2 separate regions of the Homo sapiens genome follow, and region 2 is linked to region 1. Evidence: chromatin contacts called from ENCODE Hi-C or POLR2A ChIA-PET data. All regions are on one chromosome and are shown on one strand. The core of a region is the stretch at or near the end of the contact, and the rest is flanking DNA. Distances in the headings are between cores, read along the strand shown.

What was found. A loop is a pair of places that touch in the nucleus more often than their neighbours do. ChIA-PET counts read pairs that join two places held with the same protein, here RNA polymerase II (POLR2A). Pooled maps may share reads with other maps.
Region 2: a loop to region 1 is called in a map of endothelial cell of hepatic sinusoid, with 5 times the contacts of the local background. The contact joins two enhancer-like sites. A Hi-C loop is called at or near these places in 1 of 168 maps with a recorded cell type or tissue (endothelial cell of hepatic sinusoid) and 1 of 50 pooled maps. POLR2A ChIA-PET finds 5 or more read pairs at or near these places in 7 of 52 experiments (H1, OCI-LY7, activated CD4-positive, alpha-beta T cell and 4 more).

The regions. Positions count from the first base shown.
Region 1 is chr14:102,388,314-102,391,771 of GRCh38, reverse strand. All of the region lies in intron 2 of TECPR2 (tectonin beta-propeller repeat containing 2), which reads right to left. The region is part of intron 1 of LOC124903389 (a long non-coding RNA gene); the gene reads left to right. Among named protein-coding and RNA genes, the nearest start is that of TECPR2, 27 kb to the right of the region's middle. Within about 2 kb of position 1,536, at least 3 of the 41 ENCODE cell types and tissues checked have a DNase peak (open chromatin) inside an H3K27ac peak, as active enhancers do.
Region 2 is chr14:102,440,674-102,443,925 of GRCh38, reverse strand. TECPR2 (tectonin beta-propeller repeat containing 2) reads right to left here. Exons shown (of 20, transcript NM_014844.5): 12 at 99-279. Among named protein-coding and RNA genes, the nearest start is that of ANKRD9, 67 kb to the left of the region's middle. Within about 2 kb of position 1,250, at least 6 of the 41 ENCODE cell types and tissues checked have a DNase peak (open chromatin) inside an H3K27ac peak, as active enhancers do.

The DNA of each region.
Region 1 (3,458 bases), core at 287-2,786:
TATTGGCACTGACACCCATGTATAGTGGGTAATGGGGAGGATGTGATCAACTCTGCCAGGTGCAGAGAGGGGAGGGCAGGAAAGGTGCTTAGGATGCCAGCTGGTTAAATATGAAGTACCTCATTTTATGGTATCCTCCTTGCCTTCATTTTTAAAATAATGATTATATATCCATGACTATATATAACATGTACAGCTTAAATTAGAGTTACTAAAAAATGAGCACCCATGGAATCCCCATCTAGCTTGGGAAAGGGACCATTAACAGCACCTTTGAAGCTCTTGTGTGCCTCTGCCTGACTACATACCCCACCCCACCAAAACCACTCTCCTAACATTGAGATGAAATATTCTCTTGCTTTGATTCATAGCTTTACCACATGCGTGTATATCTTTAAAAACCATAGTTTTAGGCCTGGCACAGTGGCTCATGCCTGTAATCCCAGCACTTTGGGAGGCCGAGGTGGGCGGATCACTTGAGGTCAGGAGTTCGAGACCAGCCTCGCCAACATGGTGAAACTCCCGTCTCTATTAAAAATACAAAAAATTGGTTGGGCGTGGTGGTGCACACCTGTAATCCCAGCTATTTGGGAGGCTGAGGCAAGAGAATCTCTTGAACCCAGAGGCAAAGGTTGCAGTGAGCTGAGATCATGCCACTGCACTCCAGCCTGGGCAACAGGGTGAGAATCTGTCTCAAAAGACAAAAAACAAATCCATAGTTTTACCTAACATGCAGATTCACAATGGTGAATTAGCTACATGTAGGGTCTGGCCCTCTACCTTCCTGACTCAGATACTCAATCTTTTTAGCGTCCTGCTGTTGATCAGCCCAGGGAGGTTGTCTCATGATCATATAATATACAAGAAATTGAAGTTTAAGCTGGAAAGCCAATTTATTATTTTACATTGAAGTAATGGTCATACAAATCAGATGCTAAGATAGGTACTATATATATATATATATATATTCTTCCCCTGATATACGTGGGCAGCAACTTTTAGTCCAAAAGTTGCTTGGCAAGCATGGTGCAATTTCTGATCAAACCACTGTAAGTGTTAGATCTCAGGAAGGGTCCCACAGCATGAGTCATTTCAGATACAAATATCTGCCCAGAGCCAGCCACACCAGCGGGATCACAGCTCTCAAAAGCTATCTCTCCCACTAAACAGGCAATTTGGCCCAATTTCTGGTTTTCCTAACTAACACAGTGTAGAGTCCACTTTCTTCCTTCTGCCACACACATTCTCTTCTTTTTTTGATCTAGGGACAATTCAGTCTTATTCTAGCCAGGGAGCCATTCTGTCTCTTTAAGATAACTTTGCCCATTTCTGATCTCATCTATTGTGTTTAACTCTCCTTTGCCTTTATTTCCAACTTCCCAGGAGGCATTTATTGCTACCCTCATTGTAGCAACATAACTTCCTCAAACAGAAATCCAGCAATCAAAAAGTTTAAGGAAAAAAAAAAGGCTTTTGATTTGAAAGGTGTCAGGAATGGTTTTCTGGACAAACATCTCACCATTACAATAGCATTCAGCTAACCTTCTTAGCCTCCTTGGCAGGCAGTTTTCCTTTCATACACAAGACAAAACTACATTGGGAAAAAGTGTTCTTTGTGAGCAGGTTCATGGGAACTGAAGTCTGACAAAGCTTTCTTTATGAGCTGCTTTTAGTAGGTCAAAGCTTAACCTTCAGTAGAAACCACTAGCATACCAAAGAATTGATCTGAAATATTTTGAAATATTTAAGACCAAATATGAATTCATTCAATTATTAAGAATGGTTACACTATTTTCCTCCTTTTACTAACAAAGAACATCTGTTTAATGTTTGAATACTAACACAACTTTTTAATGATCTGGAAGTTAAACAAAGATATCTGCTTTTCTGGAATAATTTTCTTAACTCCATAGGACAAAACAAAGTAGGGAATATCCACTGGAGTTGAAGGAAGAAGCCTAAAGCCAGGGACTCTATCATTAGAGAAGATCTAAAGCAGAAACAGACAAGGCAAATTCCCGGTAAAGGAAATAATTACACTGCCAGCAGAATCTCAGCAGTCAAGAGACAGTGGCATTAATACTTTAAAGTGCTCAAAATAACCACCATATGAAGTGAGGTAGGGATCCAGTTTCATTTTTCTTCCCATTCATATCCAGCTGTCCCACATCATTTACTGAAAAAGACTTTGTCGTATCACCTTTGCAATTACTCAAGTATCCATATACATGTTGGTCTTCTGACTTCTCTAATCTGTTCCAGTGATCTATGTATCTTTTCTTGTGCTAATACCACACTCCCTTAATTACTAAAGCTCTATAAGTTTTGTTACCTAATAGCAACTTCTCCCATTTGCTTCCTCTTTTCCACTAGTATGACTATTCCACCCACTACAATTTCATATGCATTTTTAAATCAGCTTATCATTTTTATTTATGTATTTATTAAGACAGAGACTTGCTCTGTCACCCAGGCTGGAGTGTAGTGCCATAATCTCGGCTCACTGCAACCTCTGCCTCCCAGGTTCAAATGATTCTCCTGCCTCAGCCTCCCAAGTAGCTGGGATTACAGGTGTGTGCCACCACACCTGGCTAATTTTTGTATTTTTATTATTTATTTATTTATTTATTTTTATTTTTTTGAGATGGAGTTTCACTCTTGTTGCCCAGGCTGGAGTGCAGTGGCACAATCTCGGCTCACTGCAACCTCCACCTCCCAGGTTCAAGCAATTCTCCTGCCTCAGCCTCCTGAGTAGCTGGGACTACAGGCACGTGCCACCACATCCAGCTAATTTTTTTTTTTTTTTTTTTTGAGACGGAGTCTTGCTCTGTCGCCCAGGCTGGAGTGCAGTGGCGCAATCTCGGCTCACTGCAAGCTCCGCCTCCTGGATTCACGCCATTCTCCTGCCTCAGCCTCCCGAGTAGCTGGGACTACAGGTGCCTGCCATCTCACCCGGCTAATTTTTTATATTTTTAGTAGAGACAGCATTTCACCATGTTAGCCCAATGGCCTCCATCTCCTGATCTCGTGATCCGCCCGCCTCAGCCTCCCAAAGTGCTGGGATTACAGGTGTGAGGCACCGCACCCGGCCTTTTTTTTGTATTTTTAGTAGAGACAGGGTTTCACCATGTTAGCCAGGATGGTCTCGATCTCCTGACCTCGTGATCCTCCTGCCTCGGCCTCCCAAAGTGTTGGGTTAACAGGCGTGAGCCACTGCGCCCAGCCAATTTTTGTATTTTTAGTAGAGATGGGGTTTCACCATACTGGCCAGGCTGGTCTCAAACTCCTGACCTTAAGTGATCCGCCCACCTTGGCCTCCCAAAGTGCTGGGATTACAGGCATGAGCCATCACACCTGGCCAGCTTGTTTTTTTAAATTAACACTAAAAAAAAACCTATTGGAATTCAGTTGAACTCAGGTAAATTTAGGGAGAATGGACATCTAATAAAATGTATTTT
Region 2 (3,252 bases), core at 1-2,500, 52 kb before region 1:
CTCCCAGGAACGGCCTCATGGTGCCTTGTGGTGTCAAGTGGACAAGAACGAAGGGTAGGACAAGCACGATGTGAAAGGAGTCTCTGGCCCGCCAGTACCTGACAATGTCACACTTCCACTGCTCGCCTTCCGGACAGAAGCTGCTCACGCCCTCCCGGTACAGGAGGGCCCTCTGCTCTGTCAGCGCCCACACCACATTGTTCCGGGCTGTGATCTGGGACAGCGGGTAGGGACAGTCCACCTTTACGGCTCTGGCACAAGGGCGATCCACGCTCAGACCTGCCAGGAAGATGGGAAGAAGCCCCAAAGACACACAGTCAGAACTCCACACCTCATTTTGACTTGGTTATTGGCTTATTTTTCCTTTTTTGGTATTTTGCTATATTCTTTTATGATGAGTGCTTTAAAAAAAAACTTTAATTAATTAATTAATTAAAAATATAGACGGGGCCTTTCTACGTTGCCCAGGCTGATCTCAAACTCCTGGGCTCAAGAGATCCTCCCACCTCAGCCTCCCAAAGTGCTGGGATTACAGGCAGGAGCTGCCCTGTCCGGCCGCTTTTTTGTTGTCAAGTTTAATCAACATAAAGTGGTTAAATTCTGCCTAAATGTAACATCTATCTGAAAACAGTTTTAGACACTCTTTGAAAACTGAACAATTCAGAATTATCTGGTGTCCCAATGTAGCTTAAGAAGTTCTAAGAGAAGAACACAAAAGCCAAGAGCAGGAGAGTGGCCAGATGGAGGCCCAAAGGCTGCAGGGCAGAGCAGCTCTTCCAGGCAGAGGGCTGCAGCGCTGCTGGAGTTGGCAGGGACCTGAGGCCTGCAGTCGTTCCTGCAGAGAGCTCCAGCACGGCGGCTCCTCTCTGCTCTGACTGGGTGCGAGGTTCCACTAATAAAATGAAACCCCGAATTTCCCAGATGAAATCTGAGGTCTGTCAAACTGCAAGGCAGTGGCAGGCCAAAGCTCAGGGTCCCTGGCTCCCTGTCCAGGGCTCTCCCCTTGCCTCCTTGTGTTCTGTCAATAAAGTATGTCTAAATGAGCTCAAAGGCTATTCCCAGGGGAGCAGACAGACCAACTGTCGCCTACAACCCTGTATTCCTTGACCTTAGGCCTGCAATTAGGTCTCAGTACTCAAATATGCTCCGTGACTAATCACAGACGCACCTATAGTATTGCAGTCCTTGGGTGATATTTCCTTCCACTAAACTAGGTGGGAATCACCGGCAGGACTTCTTACACGACACACTCCTGAGCAGTCTCCAGAGGGATTGGACCTAATCCAACAGGTCTGGGTGGGGCCACCTCATGTGAAATCACTGTCCTGGTGATTCCTCTGGCACTACTGGTTTAGAGGTCACTCGCTCCTCACCCCCAGGCCAGAAGCACCTCCTGTCTTCCCCATGACCAAAGCTCAAATGTCCTGGCAGCTTAGATGTGCATGTGCCTTGACAGAGCTACTTTCATTTAAAGAAAGACACAGGAACTAGGCTGGAGAGACCTGGGCCAGCATATGGCCTATGAAGCCAGCATGGCTGTGCACCCAGGCCAGAGGTTCTTACACAGCTAGGAGAGAGCCAGCTGTGCAAGAGCTTCAACCTGAAGACTCATCCCCAGCTGACGACTCACAGCAGTGATTAAAACATGCTCCTGAGGCCGGTGGCTCACGCCTATAATGCCAGCATTTTGGGAGGCTGAGGCGGGCGGATCACAAGGTCAGGAGTTCAAGACCAGACTGGCCAACATAGTGAAACCCTGCCTCTACTAAAAATACAAAAGTGAGCTGGACATGGTGGCATGTGCCTGTAGTCCCAGCTACTCGGGAGGCTGAGGTAGGAGAATCGCTTGAACCCAGGAAGTGGAGGTTGCAGTGAGCCGAGATTGTGCCACTACACTCCAGCCTGGGCAACAGAGCGAGATTCCGTCTCAAAACAACAACAACAACATTCTCCTGGAATCAACAACATTAAACGCCTGGAAGACTGATCTTTACATAAATCCAACGTGGCCTCTGGACAACTGACGATAACTCCTGCCCCACAGTCCTTCCAGATACTGATAAATCACATTGCTGGTGGAAGATCCTTCCCCATTCTGCTGACAGTAAACACTGACTGTCATTACAGCTTATTTTTAATAAGCAAGTCCCACTGTGCCCTTCCATCAGCTAAAAACTTCCCTGAGGGCAGCTTCCTGTGACTTGCTGAACTGCTATTTTTGTTTTGTTTTGTTTTGAGACGGAGTCTCGCCCTGTCACCAGGCTGGAGAGTGCAGTGGCGCGATCTCAGCTCACTGCAAGCTCTGCCTCCCAGGTTCAAGTGATTCTTGTGCCTCAGGCTCCCAAGTAGCTGGGATTACAGGCAAGCGCCACCACGCCCAGCTAATTTTTTGTATTTTTTTTTTTTTTTTTAGTAGAGACAGAGTTTCACCATGTTGGCCAGGTTGGTCTTGAACTCCTGACCTCAGGTGATCTGCTCGTCTAGGCCTCCCAAAGTGTTGGGATTACAGGCATGAGCCACCACACCTGGCCTGAACTGCTATTTAGAGCAAATTATGGCCTGGTGTGGTGGCTCACACCTGTAATCCCAGCACTTTGGGAGGCTGAGGCGGGCAGATCACTTGAGGTCAGAAGTTCAAGACCAGCCTGGCCGACATAGTGAAACTCCATCTCTACTAAAAATACAAAAAAATTGGCTGGGCGTGGTGATGGGCACCTGTAATCCCAGCCTGTGATCAGGAAGCTGAGGCAGGAGGATCACTTGAACCCAGGAGGCAGAGGTTGCAGTGAGTCAAGATGGCACCACTGCATGCCAGCCTGGGCAAGAGAGCGAGACTCCGTCTCAAAATAAAAAAGAGCAAATTATTTCTTTTTTTTTCCTGGCCCACGGGTAAGTAAGTATATAGGAGCCGGGCTTTGATATGGCTGAAAAAAAAAATGCAGCCACTTAAACTTTAGCTTAAAGGGGGAAATGAATTTTATGTCCTTCCTCTGTATTCTTACCTCTTAAGATCTAACATTGTAGGATACGTGATATGCGGTGGTTGGCCATAGGAGAATAAGATTCTGTTTCTGTATCTCACCAAATAATCCTATTCATTTTTGCCCTAAATTTGTCCTGGGTTGAGTTTGTGTCAATGCAGGAAACTGCTAATACATGCCAAATGGCAAATACTCTCTTCCCAGAAGTGTCTTAATTCGAATGGATTTAGCCTCTTAATCATAGCGATTGTGGTAAGCATGTTACTAGCAA